3 separate regions of the Homo sapiens genome follow, and regions 2 and 3 are each linked to region 1. Evidence: read pairs that join two places in POLR2A ChIA-PET (ENCODE). Cell type or tissue: GM12878. All regions are shown on one strand.

Evidence for each region. Peaks named below come from ENCODE experiments on the same cell type or tissue, not always from the same donor. Only the 100,000 strongest peaks of a DNase experiment are listed, where the experiment ranks them.
Region 2: POLR2A ChIA-PET joins it to region 1 with 5 read pairs; 3 of 35 experiments call an interaction of 5 or more read pairs at or near these places.
Region 3: POLR2A ChIA-PET joins it to region 1 with 5 read pairs; 2 of 35 experiments call an interaction of 5 or more read pairs at or near these places.

The regions. Positions count from the first base shown.
Region 1 is chr17:76,997,324-76,999,823 of GRCh38, forward strand. No RefSeq gene overlaps it. Among named protein-coding and RNA genes, the nearest start is that of SNHG20, 90 kb to the right of the region's middle. RefSeq lists enhancers at 588-1,128, 1,084-1,163. In GM12878, no CTCF peak of the experiment used is centred here; a DNase peak (open chromatin) is centred at 998; H3K4me3 peaks cover 830 bases; H3K27ac peaks cover 1,340 bases.
Region 2 is chr17:76,903,877-76,906,376 of GRCh38, forward strand. MGAT5B (alpha-1,6-mannosylglycoprotein 6-beta-N-acetylglucosaminyltransferase B) reads left to right here. Exons shown (of 18, transcript NM_001199172.2): 6 at 376-546; 7 at 1,293-1,457; 8 at 2,142-2,311. Among named protein-coding and RNA genes, the nearest start is that of MGAT5B, 37 kb to the left of the region's middle. RefSeq lists enhancers at 1,609-2,220, 2,221-2,500. In GM12878, no CTCF peak of the experiment used is centred here; no DNase peak of the experiment used is centred here; H3K27me3 peaks cover 121 bases.
Region 3 is chr17:76,662,059-76,664,558 of GRCh38, forward strand. No RefSeq gene overlaps it. Among named protein-coding and RNA genes, the nearest start is that of ST6GALNAC1, 20 kb to the left of the region's middle. In GM12878, no CTCF peak of the experiment used is centred here; no DNase peak of the experiment used is centred here.

The DNA of each region.
Region 1 (2,500 bases):
AGCCTTGGAGAATAAATGAGCAGCCGGATAAGCAGGAAGATAGCAACAAACAAGATGAGAGCAACAGGAGCCTCCCAAGCAAGCCAGAGGAACAAGGTGTTTTGGTTCCTACAGAAACTAAAGATAACATCTTCACATATGTTCTCGAGTTGTTTTTCAGAAACCCCCACTGCCAGCCTCTATCCTATAGACCTCAGATGTGGGGAACCGAGGGCGGCACTCTGACTGCCGTTCTTTGTTCAGAATTTCATCCTGAGAGGCCTGGAGAATCATGCCCATGGCCACACTGAGGTACAGCCTCCATGTATGGGTTTACAACTTTACCTGCAATGCACCCCTCGCTTTCCTGAAATGCATCCCTGCCTTTAAAAACCCTTGCCTGTGCTCACGCCTGTAATCCTGGCACTTTGGGAGGCTAAGGTGGGCAGATCACTTGAGGTCAGGGGTTCAAGACCCACCTGGCCAACATGGTGAAACCCCGTCTCTACTAAAAAATACAAAATTAGCCAGGCGTGGTGGCAGGTGCCTGTAACCCCAGCTACTCGGGAGGCTGAGGCAGGAGAATCGCTCGAACCCAGGAGGCGGAGGTTGCAGTGAGCCGAGATCATTCCACTGCACTCCAGCCTGGGCGACAAGAGCAAAACTCGGTCTCAAAACAAACAAACAAACAAACAAAACCCCTGCTTGTGAGCCGTCGGGAGTTTGGGTCTTCAGCCTTAGCTGCCTGTTCCCCTCGCTTGGCGCCCCGCTGTAAGTGCCCTTTTTGAGACAGCTGGGGAAAGCAGAACAGGGACGGGGGAAGGGTCCCTGTTTTCCTTACACACCATGCTGACTGCAGCCATACTCAGCCATGCAGCCCTGTAACCACAAACGCTTCCTTTCACAAAAATAGGCCAAGTAAATCTAAAACACACAGAGTGCTTAAACCACAAATGTCGTGGCTGTTAACAGTAGGGACTCTCCACAATCCCCAAATGCACATCCCCAGCAAGGTCCTAGCCCGCCCTAACTGTACCTTTGCTTCATTTTAATGGTAAACATCATACCCCGGATGGAAAGTTGAGATGCTAATGAGACATGCGTCGCGTGAAGAAGCGTGACAGAGACTGTGCAGTCATGATGGACAGACCACCCTAAACATGCAATGATGTCATCTGGAGGAGGCCGGAAGGAAAATAAATCAACAGTCCGACCAGCTTTGGGGAGCCAGCTGCAGGTCTCTTCCTGTACTGTCCCCCTTGCTGCTCCAGCTGAAAGCCCTGATAAACTGCCTTGCTCAAGCCCATCTTAGACTCTCGGTCAACTTCTATTTTCTGAGGGTCCACTGGCTGGGAACGCTGTGCTCTTGGAAACTCTCCCTTCTAGGGTTCTGGGAGAGGGTGAGGGGGCTCAAGAGACCGGGGCGGTTCTCCTTCATCCTGCTGTAAATCCTGCACCTGACAGGGCAGGGTCCCTGGTATCTATAGCATCATCTCTCCAGCCAAAACTCAGCCCTGCTCTAACAGCCTGAGACAGTGCCCTTTCTAAATACAGTGCTGTGATATGATGGCAACTCACATGTATCAAGCATTCACTGCAACAAACACTTTGAGGGATTAGCTCGCAGAACCCTCACAGCCCTAGGAGCTAGACACTGCGTGCAGGAGAGGTAACTGACCCAAAGAATGCCTGGCCTCTGACCTGGTTACCGCGGAGGAGGGTGATCTCTAGGCCACACCATGTCCCTCCTGACAGGAGTGTCTTTGTTGCCCAAGGGCTTTGGCCCCTGGAGGGTCCAGCAATGCGGTTTATGATGGGGGCCTCAGGACATCCCGTATCAGTGCCGACCTCCAGAGGGACTGAAGAGGATAGGTGAGTCACATGGTTAGCGTGTGATGGAGCCCCAGGAAAAGCTCTGGACCCCAAAGCCTCAGGTGAGCTTCCCTGGCAGGAAGCACTCTTGAATGTTGTCAGGCATTAGGGCCAGGAGGTGGGAAGACCGCCCAGGGTTCCCTGGGGAGAAGATGGCCAGAGGCTCCGCGTTTAGATCCCATCAGACTTTGGCCTGTGCATCTTGTCCCATGGCTGGTCCTAATTTGTAACTTATTTATTTATTTATTTATTTATTTATATATTCTGAGACAGAGTCTTGCTCTATCACCTGGGCTGGAGTGCAGTAGTTTGATCTCGGCTCATTGCAACCTCCACCTCCTGGGTTCAAGCAATTCTCCTGCCTCAGCCTCCTCAATAGCTGGGATTATAGGCGTGCGCCACCGTGCCTGGCTAATTTTTGTATTTTTAGGAGAGGTGGGGTTTCACCATGTTGGCCAGACTGGTCTTGAACTCCTGACCTTGTGATCCGGCTGCCTCAGCCTCCCAAAGTGCTGGGATTACAGGTGTGAGCTATTGCGCCAGGCCATTAATTTGTAACCTTTTGCGGTAACTATAATTGTTAAGTATAGCACTCTCCTGAGTTCTGTAGGTCATTCTAGAAAATTATCAAATGAGACGGTGGTTGTGC
Region 2 (2,500 bases), 93 kb before region 1:
GGCCGCCTTGGAGGCTGCTCCCTGACCTTGGCCTCTAGCCCAATCCTGCTCTGGTAGCAGGGAGACGGGGACCAGAGGGAGAGGGAGACAGCCAGGCCTCCTGGCTCTTTGCCCCAGACCTTTGAGCCAGTGTTCTCTCCCAGTCTCTCCTCTTTCCAGACATGAGGGCTGGTGGTCCTGCCCCTGCCATCTCTGGGGTCCTTCAGGCGGGTCCTGGTTCAATCTCTTCTCTGCCCTGTCCCCTGTTGCATCAGTAGGGTGGGCCACATGGGCCCCATCCTTGACCTCAGGACCCCTGGGGGTGCACGTGCGGGGGAGTCCCCGAGGGTCAGTGGGGCTGGCGCAGCCCCCTGCCCAGCCTGGCCCTCTCTGCAGTGGATGCGTGCCCGCTGGACCTCTGACCCCTGCTACGCCTTCTTTGGGGTGGACGGCACCGAGTGCTCCTTCCTCATCTACCTCAGTGAGGTCGAGTGGTTCTGCCCCCCGCTGCCCTGGAGGAACCAGACGGCTGCCCAGAGGGCACCCAAGCCCCTCCCCAAAGTCCAGGTGGGCCTGGGAGGTGGGTGGGCCGGTGAGGGGCTGGTGTGGCTGGACATTCTTAAGGACAGTGGACAGAAACCTCTGTCCTGAGGGAATGAGACTGAGCTGCTTGCCAGGTGTGTGGGCAGGTCCGAGCCCACCCTACCGGGCAGACGGGAGGCCAGCCTGCCAAGGCCTGTCTGCCTTCTTTGAGATGCCACCAAGCTGGGCCTGTTTGCAGGGCAGGTGGGGGGCCTGGAGATGCCCCCTTAGTGGACTAGAATAGTAGTAATAGCAGCTGTCACTTATTGAGGGTTTTCTGTGTCCAGATGCTTTATTTGCACTTAAAGTTCCCAGCCATCCTTGTATGATCGTATTTGACAGACGATGCATCTGAGGTTTACAATTGAATTAATGGGTTCGAGGCGCATAGTTGCTGTGGTGGCCACGTCTGTCCCCTGCCATCGGAGTCCTGGCTATGACCACCACCCTCACTGCCTCCCTGTCATGGCTGGGAACCTGGAAACTGCTATGGTTGGCCACCTCCGTGGAAGGGCTAGGGGCCCATGGTTAGAGCTGGGCTGGGGAGGGTGTGTTGACAGGGCGGGCAGGGCTCCCTGGTTTTGGGGGCTAATGAGCCCCTTAGAAAGTGCAGGAGAAGCTGGAGCAGGCCCCAGCCTCATGGGAGGGTGCCAGCCCCTGTCCCCAGGCCAGCGGGGAATGATGGTGGCCGCAGGTTGAGGGGCAGAGAGCTGAGGTCTGGACCCCTCCAGGCAGTTTTCCGAAGCAACCTGTCCCACCTTCTGGACCTGATGGGCAGCGGGAAGGAGTCCCTGATCTTCATGAAGAAGCGGACCAAGAGGCTCACAGCCCAGTGGGCGCTGGCTGCCCAGCGCCTGGCACAGAAGCTGGGGGCCACCCAGAGGGACCAGAAGCAGGTGCGTGGCCCCTGCCCCCTCATGTGCAGGAGCTGAGAAAGCTCAGGGCCCCCACTTCTGAGTGGGCATGGAATAGGTCTTCAAACAAGCTGTAGTGGGCTTCTGAATTTGATCAGAGGGAGAGAGGGGTAGGGATGGCAGAGTCGGGATAGATGTCTGTGGTGGTGGCCCCTGGCCCTTTTCAAGGTTGGGACCAAATGACAAGCCCCCAAGAGGTCCTGCATTCTGTGTACATCTGGTTCATGTCAGGCAGAAAAGTCATGGTATTGGCCTGGAAAGTTGGGAATGTTCTGGGGAGCTTCGTTAGCTCATGCCTCCATTCTTCCTTCCCTCCTTCCTTCCCTCCCTCCCTCCCTCCACCCAGTAGATATTTACGTGGCTCTCACATTGCCCTTTTATTTCTTTCAGAGCCCTTATCATTTCATGAAATTATCTCTTGTCTGTGTTCACTGTTGTCTACCTCTTCCATCTGGAACATTAGCTCCATGAGGGCAAGCACGTGACTATCTTGTTCGCCCGTGTCCCCAGTGCCCGATCTGGTCACTCTGGTGCCGGAAAGCACCTGCTGGGGCCCAGCCTGGAGACAGGGTCTGCTGCCGGCTGGTCTCCTGGCCGGTGCCCCGGGGGGGCGGGGCTCAGAGCTGCTGCTCCTCTCTGCTGACCCTCTGTGTTCCGCCCACCCAGATCCTGGTCCACATCGGCTTCCTGACGGAGGAGTCCGGGGACGTGTTCAGCCCTCGGGTCCTGAAGGGCGGGCCCCTAGGGGAGATGGTGCAGTGGGCGGACATTCTGACTGCACTCTATGTCCTGGGCCATGGCCTGCGGGTCACAGTCTCCCTGAAGGAGCTGCAGAGGTGAGTGCTGGGGAAAGCCACTGGCATTAAGTGGGGCAGGGAGGGGATGAAGGGGAACCCCACCCCTCCCTCCCAGGGGCTGTGGGAGCACCTGCTCTGCCTGCAGGTCCCACGGCCCTGAGACCCTGGGAGACATCCTGGTGTTCCGCAGGACATCACCACTCCTAATCCCCCTCCTCCTGCCCGGTC
Region 3 (2,500 bases), 340 kb before region 1:
CAGCGCAGGAAGTGCATCGCATACCCCCTCAGCCAAATCCAGGTGAATATTCTGTAAGACCTGGCTTCTCTAGCAAATCAATGTCAGTTTTTAAAAAAGATGAGAAGACTTAGCTGGGCGCGGTGGCTCACGTCTGTAATCCCAGCACTTTGGGAGGCTGAGGTGGGCGGATCACCTCTGGTCAGGAGTTCGAGACCAGCCTGACCAACATGAAGAAATCCCATCTCTACTAAAAATACAAAATTAGCCGGGCATGGTGGTGCGTGCCTGTAATCCCAGCTACTCGGGAAGGCTGAGGCAGGAGAATCGCTTGAACCCGGTAGGCGGAGGTTGCGGTGAGCTGAGATCGCACCATTGCACTCCAGCCTGGGCGACAAGAGCAAAACTCCGTCTCAAAAAAAAAAAAAAAAAAAAAAAAGATGAGGAGACTGTTGTGGAATAAAAGAGACTTGGGGGCACAACTAATTGCAGTGGGTGGCTCTTGTTTGGATTCTGATTTGAACAAACCAACTAATTTCTTATTTTTTAAATTAAAAATTTTTTTTTTCAGACTGTCTCACTCTGTCACCCAGGCTGGAGTGCAGTGGTGCAGTCTCAGCTCACTGCAACCTCTGCCTCCCACGTTCAGGCGATACTTATGCCCCAGACTCCCAAGTAGCTGGGACTACAGGCACGCGCCACCATACCTGGCTAATTTTTGTATTTTTAATAGAGGCAGGGTTTTGCCATGCTGCCCAGGCTGGTCTCGAACTCCTGAGCTCAAGTGCTGGGATTACAGGTGTAAACCACTGCGCCCTAAACCAAGCAATTTCAATAATCGGATATTAAATAACATTAAGGAATTATTACATGTATTAAAGGTGACAGTGATATGGTGATTATGTTTTTTTAAAATGTTCTTATTTTAGAAACAGGGTCTCACTCTGTCACCCAGGTTGGAGTGCAATGGCTTAATCATAGCTCACTGCAGCCTCAAACTCTTGGGCTGAAACAATCCTTCCCCCTCAGCCTCCTGAATAGCTGGAACTACAGCAACGCCACAACGTCCAGCTAAATTGTTTATTTTTTGTAGAGATGAAGTCTCACTTCATTACCCAGGCTGGTCTCAAACTCCTCTGCTCAAGTGATCCTTCTGCCATAGGCGTGAGCCACCGCAATTTAGATTATCTTATTTCCTTTTTTTTTTTTTTTTTTTTGAGACAGAGTCTTACTCTGTTGCCCAGGCTGGAGTGCAATGGCGTGATCTCAGCTCACTGCAACCTCCACCTCCCGGGTTCAAGCGATTCTCCTGCCTCAGCCTCCCGAGTAGCTGAGATTACAGGCCTGTGCCACCACGCCTGGCTAATTTTTGCAGTTTTTAGTAGAGATGGGGTTGCATCATGTTGGCCAGATCTTGAACTCCTAACCTCAAGTGATTTGCGTGCCTTGGCCCCCCAAAGTGCTGGGATTACAGGCATGAGCCACTGCGCCCAGTCTAAATTCTCTTATTTCCAAACACGAATTCGTTCCCTTTTTTCCCACCAGTCAAGGCTTTAGAAAATACGGCTGTCATGTCCTTCTTGTCCTTGCCTGGTGGTCTGGTGTCTGCTTTGACCCCCACCACCCCGCCAAACCTCATCACCTGCCCTTCAACAAAAAGTAACTCAATATGTGGCCAAGACCTCCAGCTTATATAGCATGGTCAAAAAAGACCAATAAAGTTGTAGGTAAGAGATAGGACAAAAGTAAGTGGCTGTAGGCTTTTAAGGGTGGGAAACTGGGAGAACACTAAAGGAGGAAGGAAGGTTTGTAGATTCCTCTGGTGCCCTCTCTGGGCTGGTAAGTCTCGAGTGGTCTCCAGTAAAGCAGAATTTCTATGCCTGCCTTTAGGCAAAAAAGGGGAAGGGTAGAGAAAGCTTTTCCTGTGTTTGCTGCTTTTGTTTTTGTTTTTGTTTGGAGATGGAGTCTCACTCTGTCGCCCAGGCTGGAATGCAGTGGCGCCATCTCGGCTCACCGCAAACTCCACCTCCTGGGTTCAAGTGATTCTCCTGCCTCAGCCTCCCGAGTACCTAGGATTACAGGTGCCCACCACCACGACCAGCTAAATTTTTTGTATTTTTAGTAGGGATGGGGTTTCACCATGTTGACCAGGCTGGTCTCGAACTCCTGACCTCGGGTGATCCACCTGCCTCAGCCTCCCAAAATGCTGGGATTACAGGCGTGAGCCACCACACCCAGCCTGTTTGCTATTTTTAAATTGCCTTTAGCTCAAAATAATTTTTATGCCACAGTGGCATATTTTGGGGCATAATATTCTGGTTTCTTACACTTGCAAGTGTCGTTCCCAAGTGCATGCCCCACTAAACTGCTTGTGCACAAATCTCCATAGGACCTGTTTCCAGGTGACTCAAGCTCAGGCAATCAGTCCCAGGAGTGGTCCTAACAAACAGACTCTAACATGGGATTTGAAGCTGGATCACCCTCTGACAGTGAGGACCCCATCACTAACCTATGTAGGGTA